Linked DNA regions of Mus musculus: region 2 is linked to region 1. A link is a loop called in an ENCODE intact Hi-C map of the cell type or tissue named here. Cell type or tissue: left cerebral cortex. All regions are shown on one strand.

Region 1 (5,000 bases):
TAAATACATATCTTCACACAGAAACTTAAAAAAAAATACTTTAACACAATACATTACTGCCAAGAACTACAATCAACACAGATAACACTGCTAAAACATTCATATAAATACTAATATATGCAGATTCACTCCATTAGAAAATTCATCTATTAGAATACTAGAGACCTGTGTCCGCAAAGCCCACAGAAAACAACTATTTGAACAGTAGGAGCACTAGAAACACCAACAATGAGGTTTAGGGAACAGTGGGAGGGGACAATTTGGTACATTTGCCATTTTGTCACAATGGGTGCAATCTAAAATACAATTTTAGACTAGCAGTGTATAAAAATACTTTTTAAACAATACTTTTGGTAGGCATAAGTAGCACTTTAAAACAAACAGCTATGTAGTTTTCAGGTCTTTTGAAGGCCTAGAAACAATTCGATTTACCACCTTTGGCTAGCTCACAAGATGTGGGCCTGGAAAGCAAGTTCTCTTGCACATTATGTACACATCCCACAGTCCTACAGTTTCCCCCTTCTGCCTACGGCACACAATGACCACTGCAAGAGACTTCTGTCTCAGTGTGGATGTAAAATGAGGGGGACCTGTTTCCAATTCCAGGACTGGATGAACACAAGAAAAAAGCAAAGTGGAATTCAAGGGTATATGGTTCTTATTTCACTGAAAGGCCCAGCCTGTGAGTTTAGTCTGGCATATCAATGTTTAACTTGGGAGGTGGAGGCACATATTTCCCAGGGCTCTGTGTTATAACTACCCGCGCCTTCTTTCCAAACATTGGAGCAATTTTCGGAGCTTCTGACACCGATGCGTCTTCAGCATCTTCACTGTCTTCGTGATGGAGATCGTAAGAGATATTTCCATATTCTCTTAAAAACGGAAAAACTTCTAGTAGAAACTGACAGAAATCCCTGCGAATCCCAAACCACCAATGATTGCCCCCTTTCCGCCTGAACGTTGTAGCCATCAAAGTCAGTAATGAGAGCCAAAGCGGGATGAAAATGGAAATGTAAGAGAACGTATTGTGGTCATCCAGTCTGTGAACTAGCAGGACCTCAAAAATGAGCAGGGGCACGACAATGGTGATCCAGCTGATGGCCATGGTCACATGTGTTCTTCGCTGCTCTGCAACCACATCCAGGGACCGCAGGAATAGGAGGGACCACACGATGTAATAGAGAACTACCAGGCAGAGGAATGACATGAGGATCCACAGGGGCACGAACACCACTAGCCACGGCCAGTGGATAATCCTGTCCAGCCTCAGGGCGATGAAGATGAACTGCAGGATGTTGACAGAGCACAGGATCTCCAGTTCCAAAGACCTGTCGTGTCGGAAGCCCCAGACACAGGCGGCCACGGACACAGGGGAAACGAAGAAGAGTGGCATGAAGACCAGCAGCCAAAAGTGGGTGCCCCTCTCCACCCTGTCGCAGACTAGTATCTCAAACATGAGTAGTAGCAGGTGGATGCCCACGGCGATAAGCATGGCTTTGAATTCCACGCAGGCTTCCCCCTCTGTACGGTAGCGTGGGTTGCGGGCCCACACGCCCGCACCCACCGAGGCGCCCACGATGACCAGGAGCTTCCACAGCCAGATGGGGGCGAAGACTGCCCAGTAGCTCCACTGGATGATGCCGTCCAGGCGCAGGGGCAGCAGCACGGAGAAGAGTAGCAAGCAGGCATAAATGAGGAACTTACTGGGGTTGAAGTCCTGGAACAGGCCCCTGGGGTTCATGGCGAAGGCTGTACTGCCTCTAGATGGGCATCCGCCCGCTGCGTGTTAGAGGCTCCAGACCGCAGCTCCGAGGGGCCGGAACACGTGCGAGCAGTCACGTGGCCCGGCCGGAAGCGAGCCGAGGGCACAGCGTGCGCTGGCCGCGAACGGTACGGTGCCTACGCCGGGGACACTGCCCCAACCCCGTAGCTCAGGCTTCAGTGGATGCTCACGCCGTCTGCCTTCATTTCGCAGCCACGAGGCCGACGCCGCGTTGCGTGCGGAGTCGGATGGGACCTGGCGCGCTGCGGACTCGGCGACCCGCAGACCCGCTGCCTGTGAGCTGGCCGAGACCTTCGGAGGACGCTTCCTGGAGGAGGCCGGAACATGGAGGAGGGAGTGAGCTCACATCCTCCCGGCAGGCTCGGGGGCGGGGCCCGGGACGGGGCGGGGTCGGAGAGCGGTGGGAGCAGAGCTGGGCGGAGGGCAGGGCGAGCCGGTCCCCGCAGGGGTTTGGGGTCTTTCCGAGTGGGGAGGGCAAGAGCAGCGCGTTGTCTGGCCCCGGAGCCTGGGGGTGCACGGGCAAAGGCGGGTGGCGGGCGAGCGAAGGGAGTCTGAGAGCGCGCCGGTAACTGTGACTGCCCAGCACGGATGGAAGGACGCGCGAGGAGCAGTGGCTTTGACCCTGGGTTCGGCGCGAAGGCCGGGGGGGGGGGGGGGTGCAGGCAGTCAACGGGTTAGGGCTCTGCCCAGGGCAAAACTCCACAGAGCCACTAGCGATTCTCAGGCTGCCCCTAAAAGGTGGTGCGGAGCGCCTAGGTGCTTACCAATACTCTTCTGCCCTTTGTCACCTGGTGGAGGGGTACCTGGGAGGGTGCCCCACCAGGCCAGAAACAGCTCCCTGAGGGAGCAAGTGAAGAAACTGGACCCAGAGAAGGCCTGGTTAGCGGCAGAATTAGGGCTTGGATTTAGGGCTCCCAACCTTGAGTCTCATTTTCATTTATCAGACACTGCATGAGTCTGATTCTTTTAGAACTATGTTAGGAAAAGGTGCAAGGGTCAAGAAATTTTGGTTGTACCCCAGACCCTGCCAGCCACCGGCTGAAAAGGGAAGCAAATCCATCCCAACCCACCCCCTCTCTGATAAGCTGCAATGGGTTTGTGGTTTAGATACTATTTTTTTCTGACCTGCTGGGCAGAACTAAAGGGTTCTTTCCTCCCTTCTCTGACCCTTGCTCAGCAGAGCCCTGGTTGCTAGTCCTTGCTTTTCAGCCCCGGGGCCTCGCCCTTCAGGTTCCCTGAAGTGGGATAAAAATGCATGAAAGTCTTAGGCCATTAGAGGAAAATGAGGGGGTGGAAATGGATGGCTGCCAATCTCTGCAGTTGGAGTATAGGGCTCCCAGGGGGAAGCAGAGAACCTTCACGGACGCTACTGCCTCTTCTTTCAGCCCTTCCAGAGAAAAGTGGGGACAGCTGCTAAGCCCCAGGCTTTCCTCATTCATGATGGGCACCAAGGAGTTGCATAAGGGTTGCTGGAGATTAGTGCCAGACGGCAGAGTGCCCCCCAAGCCCAGAAATTGCAACAGGTGAACCAGTGTCCAGGCCCTCTGTTTCTACAGAGCCGATTGGAGTGATGGCCCCTACTGGGCATCAGTTTAGTTTCTTGGCTTTTTTGGTGCTCCTACCGTTTAAAAAGAATGCTGCCGTAGAAAAGGGTCTTTGTGTGTGTGTGGTGTGCATGTGTTTGCACATTCAAGTGTGTGTGTGTGTGTGTGTGTGTGTGTGTGTGCAGATGCACATAGAGGCTTGAAATTCACATCAGGTGTCAACCAGTTTGCCCAGGGGATCTCTTCTCTGCTTCCGAAGGACTGGATTGTAGAGAGCTATCATGCCTGTCTAGCTTTGTATGGATTCTGTACCAAAGTTGAAGACCAAACTGCTCCTCAGACTGCGGGGCAGCTAGATAAGTACTTCATCCACTGAGCCGTTCTTCCCAGCACAGCTACCCTGAAGCTAGCATACAAACTGAATGTTAAAATAGCTCCTGTGCTGGAGTGTGTGGGGTGTAGCACCCCTGGCCACCAACATGGGCCTCCCTATTCTGAGGGTGCGTGGCTTTGGGAGACTGAGCCCAGAGAACAGGAAGTAGTGTATTGTAAAGTTTGGGGAGCCCCTGAGATGTGGCCTGACATAGTGTCCTCCTCTCACCACCCGTGTTGGGCAGCCTCAGTCTCAGCCCTCGGTCTAACCTGAGTTTCTCCTGAACTCACCTAGTCCCCTGCTGACCCCTTGTGTTGGGGGAGAGGATGTGTGTTTATAGGGGACAGAGAGTGTCAGGAGTCCTGATCTGCCAATCTTCACCTTAGTCCCTTGAAACAAAATCTCTCCTGGCCTGGACATAGGTTGGCCAACAAGCTCCAGCGTCCACGTCCCCCCACCCTGTCCTCCAGCACGGGACTTACCGGAAGCCGCTTCAGATGTGACTGCTTGGGATTTGCCCTCAGGTCCTCAAACTCCACTGGACAAATTCTTTCAGCATGGAGCCTTCTTCCCAACCCCCACTCCAGGTGACACCTGGCCACATTTCCAGCCTTTGGCTCAAGCCTGGATCTTTCCAAGGCCTCAGCCCTTGCTGAACGTGCTCTGAGCTAATACTGCAAACCTGGGAAGTTCCTTTTCAGATCCATATAGTTTAGTCGTATCTACTATGTCACAGAGAAGCCATGGTCCATCTGGTTCTTTCTGTCAGCTCCTGTCCCTAAACAGAGCACAGTCCCATCTCTGCCTACAACAGCAGGGTCCAGCTCCCACATCCTTTCTACGTATTGTGGAGGTGGAGGAGGCCCAATGCTGTAGCAAGCTACCAAGGCTGTCCTGTCCTATCTGAGACAGAAACGATAACCTCCTCAAAGTGCAGACAAAGAGAGTCGTGTATAAGAACCTGGTGCTGGGATCCCAGCTGTAGTGGCCATTGTCACCGGCTATCTCTGCATCAATTAGATGCCGCCTCCCACAAGGACAGGTGCCACTGTCCTAGGGCTTCCAGCAGTCCTGCTGCTCTGACCTTGTCATCTATCAGCCTCATGCCCACGCAGGCCTGTGAGGAAACAAAAGTACTAGTGAGGCTGAAGTGACTGTGCCCGCCTGGACTGAGCATCAGCCCTGCCCCACCCACCCAACTGAGCAGCACCCCCACCCTCATCCCAGGACTGAGCATCAGCTCCGCCCCCCCCCCACACACACACAGACTGAGCAGCAGCCCTCCCCACCCCTCCACCCT
Region 2 (5,000 bases), 440 kb after region 1:
TCTTGGGGCAAGGTCTCAGCCTGAACAGGAGGAACCACAGGGAGACGCGGACCCGCCCCCTGACAAGCTCCTCCCACCCTGTCCGCTGCTCTTGCCATCCATCTGCAGGCCCCAGACCATTTCTGGGCTATCCCGGAGCTCGCCTTGACTCTTTTCCCAACTGGCCCCAGAGCCTCCTAAATGTACACATTGGCTGAGTTCTCAGTCTTCCTATCCACCCTGCTCCCTTAGGGATGGAGGACCTCAGGCCTGGGACTGCTTGTGCTAAGTGGTCCTCCTCCTCAAGCCAGGATGGACACTGGAGGGTGAAATAAGATTCCTGCTGTCCCTGTAGCCTTCAGGTGGGAGGCCCTGTGCACACAAAACCAAAGCCACCTCTTTACAGTACCCAACCTTCTCTGTAGGGCAAAAACTAATTCATCCTAAATTCCCAAGACACTCACAATCATGCCCACCCCGTGAGAAGCCACCTTTGGTCTCCAGTGGCCTTTGTATTCTAGAAGCTGATTGGTAAGAGAACTCGAATGCTCCTGCTTGGATAAAGAAGGGGAGCTGGAAAATTACGTCAGTGCCTCCCATCTCCTCGAGGGCTAAGGCCTCAGGGAGGGCTACCCTGAAGGCCGAGATATTACAGAGGACAGATCATGGCAGTGTCACAGCAGCCACAGGGAGAGCGCGGGGACCCTGAGGATCATAGAACTTAGTGGAAGCTCCACACAGTACCGAGGACCAGACCTTGTCTTGCACCACACACACACACACACACACACACACACACACACACACACACACTTACTCTGGCTTTTTTGCCGCTCTGCACTAGTACTGAAATCCCTTGAATGATGGCCAACTCCACAAATCAGTGGGGTTCAGAGCATGTGACGCAGATCTTGATATAAAAATGAAAAGACTAATAATAATTGAGGGCCAAGGATGTGGCGCAGTGGGGAGAGCACTGGCCTAGCTTGCACAAAGCCCTGGATTGCATCTCTAGCGCCGTGTAAAACGAGCATAGTGCTTCATGCCTGTAAATCCAACACTAGGGAGACAGAGACAAGAGGACAGCAGAATTTAAGATCATTCTTGGCTGCATAGTGCGTTATAGGTAAGACTGATTACATGAGACCCCACCTTTTAAAGAGAGAGAAAGTACATTCTTAAATGTTTCGGTGGCTATATGATTGGATTTCTTTGCTTGTTTGTTTGACCATTTTCCTCATGTATCTTGCCTTCTGTCAGCTACTGTGCAAAGTGAAAAGAAGTGTTTTGTTTGTTTGTTTGTTTTTTGCTTTTTGTTTTTGTATTGAACCAGGCCTGGAGAGATGGTTCAATGTTTAAGAGCCTGACTGCTCTTCCAAAGGACTAGGGTTTAGTCCTCAGCACCCACAAGGCAGCTCACAACTGTAACTCCAGCCCCACAGATCTGATACCTTGGGCACCAGGCACACACATGATTCACAGACTTTCATGCGGACAAAACGCTCATACACTTAAAATCATAAAATATATAAATCTCAAAGAAATGAAATATTCAACCAGGCACCCTGTCACGCTCTAGGACTTTGGACATGGAAGCAGGAGAAACTGGAGTTGGGAGCTAACCTGGGCTACACAGAGAACTCCCATCTTTTAAAAAAAGTGGCAAATGATAGGAACGTTTTTACTTTTTAAAAATTCTCACAGAAATGGACTGGGGTGTACTCAGGTATCAGGTGCTTGCCTCTCACATGGGAGCTCCCCCCTGCCACACACACACAATTGCAATTCCAAAAAAGAAGGAAGAACAATAAAGAGGAAGGGGCGAGAAGCAGGGCATTTCCTGCCCCAGGCCACCTGCACACCTGAATCTTTATAAAGTGCCAGTGACATGAGCAGCAACCATGTGACCTTTCAAGAATGGCTGTGAGCCCAGATAGCCTTTTTGTGGCATTAGATCGCCACCTGGTGGATAAGATGCACATTACAGTTCCCCTGGGTACGTATGTATGGAGGCCAGAGCACAGCTTGCTGGAGTCAGTTTTCTCCCTCTATCATGTGGGTCCTGGGAATAAAACTCAGGTCATCACATGATACAACAAGCTCTCTACCATACTGAAATATCCTCCTGCTCACAAGGGCCCTTTCCTTACCCACAGTCCTGCTCACTGAAAATGAGGGTTGGCAGATCACTGGAGGAGCCCGGGGAAAGTCTGTCTTTGGTAGTGCCAGTGAACTGTTCACTGTTGGACTTTTCCTAGAGAGATGTGACCAATGACAGACCAAAGAGAGAATTCTTCCCAAGTCCAGACTAGTGAACCAGTGAGTTTATTGGGCTCACAGAACATGAGTTACTTTTGAGCATGAATGACTCAAAGACAGTCTCATCACAAAAAAAAAAAAAAAAAAAAAAAAAGCCCACCCCAGTGTGGGTGTCAGCTCCAGAGAGCTGCATCCTGAAGCACTCGGGATGGCTCCCTGAGTGACAGGATCTAGTCTCAGAGGACCTTGCAGGCTCCGATTCATTCACAGGAAATGGCCAGAGACGGCAGAAGTGGCTGCCTCGGCCTGGGGCGGGATGGAAAGGATGCTATCAGGAGTGAACCTTGAGCTTCTCTTGGGGTAGTTAGGAGTCTAAGGCTCAGACTGGAGAGATGACTCAGTAGGTAAAGACGCTTGTTTTGGAGACTGGAGAGATGCTCAGCAGTAATTCCCAGTGGCAGCTGTAACAGAGGACCCAGGTTCCATTTCCTGCACCCATATCGCAGCACACTACATCTGTGATTCCAGTGCCAGGGCATGCATATAAATACACATCAGCAAAACACTCACACAGGTGAAATTTAAAAAAGCAAAACAAAACTGAAGTCTGTCCCACAAGACTGATGAGCTGAGATCAGGGCCAAGAACCAACCACGAAAGAGAACTGGCTGCAGAAAGCTAGTCTCTGAGCTCCACAGGCAAGCCCAGCATGCACACACGCCCCTCCCCCAACAATAGATAGATAGATAGATAGATAGATAGATAGATAGATAGATAGATAGATGACAGACAGACAGACAGATTTAAAGGAACGTAGCAAAACTGCCAGGCATAGTAGTAAATGCTGAGACACAGGAGGATCAGAAGTTCATGAGACTAAAGCTGACTGTGGAAACAGGGCCCAGCCACTATGAAATTCCCAAAAGGCATTGTTGTGTGTACTTAAAGAGCAATTAAAGGCCTAGAGAGAGGGCTCCGTGGTTAAGAGCACTTGCTGCTCTTGCAGAGAGGACCAGGGTTCTGTTCCCAGCACCCATGTGATGACACACAACCATCTTTAACTCCAGTTCCAGGGGCTCTGATGCCCTCTTTCAGCCTCCAAGGCACCAGGCACATGCAGGGTGCCCATGCAGGCACACAGGTCCTCTACTCGGGGTCTTACAGGATGCAAACCACCGAGCCGGTCGCCTGTGCTCTCATCTGGAGCCTGGGTGAGTGTCCAGATTACTTACTTTTCTGTTACTGTGAGAAAACATCATGACCAAAGGCAACTTTAGGAAGAGACGGTTTATTTCAGCTCAGAGATTCAGAGTTCAACCGTTGCCCAGAGCGTGGCAACAAGAGGCAGACATGGCAGAAGGAGCAGCCGCTGAGTGGTCATAGCCTGAACTGAAAGCAAGAAGCAGAAAGAGTGAAATGCAAATGGTAGAAGGGTGAGCTTGTGTCGTGGGCGTGGCTGGGCGTGGCTAGGGCGTGGCGAGTATGTGGTAAGAGCGGCTAGTGCTGCTCTGGCAGGCCTTGCCAGCCTCTCTTGTCCCCCTTGCCTTGCTAAAAACCCATTAGGTTGCATTCCTAAAGCTAGCCACCAAGGTCTATTCCCTCATTTGGCCACTTTCCCCTCCTGAGGCTGACTACCAAGGTCCAGCTATTAAAGTACTGAAGTCCAGCAATCAGAAGCCCCCTTTGGCTCACCTAATTAACATGCCCAATTAAATTAAACACCTCATCCTAACTTGGGGTTTCCCACCCTTTACCTTTATAAACTGCTATTTGCCTATAGGCCACCCCTGCCTCCTCTTTTTCCAAAGGCAGTCTTTTGTCCTCTGGGGCTTTTTAAATTGCAGGCAGAGACATGCTCGTTGTATCAAACCTTTCCTGATATGCAGGTGTCAGTTTCTGATTCCATCTTGCCAAGAGGCATTTTTTAAATTGTCTATTGATCAGACGCAGCTCACCCATTTTTAAAGTCTCTGTTGATCAGACATACCTTCCTCGGAACAGTTAAGCAAGCAGTTATGTAGTTCCCCACAAGTACTACAAGCAGGCTTACTCTGTGACTGTAGCTGTTTCTCTAGGGACGTGTCCCAAACTACCCAAGATTGGTGGTCACATCTGGAGGATCAATAGAGGTAGAGAGAGGAGAGGGGAGGGGAGGGGAGGGGAGGGGAGGGGAGGGGAGGGGAGGGGAGGGGAGGGGAGGAGAGGAGAGGAGAGGAAGGTTTTATCCCTCAAAAGAGTATTGCAACAGACACAGAATCATCCCCAGGGCTTTCAGCCTGTGAGGTCCCAGCCTTGCCCATGATCAGCAAAGTGGAACTAAGTATCACTGAGTGTAGACAGCATAGGGCGAGCAAGGAGAGCTCGAAACACACGCAATCTAGGTACTAAGCATAGAGGCCTCCAAATTCACCACAGGTCCTTGCCACATGGGAGGGGTCCCCATGGGCCTTGCCACAACAGAGTCCCATCAGTGAGACACCTACACGCTGTTCCCTACGGATGCTGCATGCCCACCGCCACTGGTGGGCCTTAATAGGGACCTTAATCTGTCAAACTTCTTCGCCTGTATCATATGCGAGCAATTCATTCCCAAGTGTGAACTCACTGTACTCCTTCCTGCAGCATCTCAGAACTGGAGACTCTGCCTCCCTTTCCTAACTCGGGTTGGCCTAAGGTATTCCCGTACTGTAATCCCAACATTCGGGGCGCAGAGGCAAGAGGACCACAAATCCAAAGGTTACCCATGGCTACCCTGGAGACTC

The links. Hi-C counts contacts between places; a loop is a spot of excess contacts. Peaks named below come from ENCODE experiments on the same cell type or tissue, not always from the same donor. Only the 100,000 strongest peaks of a DNase experiment are listed, where the experiment ranks them.
Region 2: a loop joins it to region 1, with 3.0 times the contacts of the local background. A loop is called at or near these places in 2 of 42 quality-filtered maps.

What each region holds. Positions count from the first base shown.
Region 1 is chr1:119,523,252-119,528,251 of GRCm38, reverse strand. It overlaps Tmem185b (transmembrane protein 185B), which reads right to left and starts at 2,098. Exons shown (of 1, transcript NM_146103.2): 1 at 1-2,098. The coding sequence starts at 1,741. The coding sequence ends at 689. In left cerebral cortex, a CTCF peak has its summit at 3,112; DNase peaks (open chromatin) are centred at 1,908, 2,074, 2,797 and 3,002; H3K4me3 peaks cover 1,734 bases; H3K27ac peaks cover 1,040 bases.
Region 2 is chr1:119,084,670-119,089,669 of GRCm38, reverse strand. No RefSeq gene overlaps it. Among named protein-coding and RNA genes, the nearest start is that of Gli2, 34 kb to the right of the region's middle. In left cerebral cortex, a CTCF peak has its summit at 1,948 (motif pointing left); a DNase peak (open chromatin) is centred at 1,934.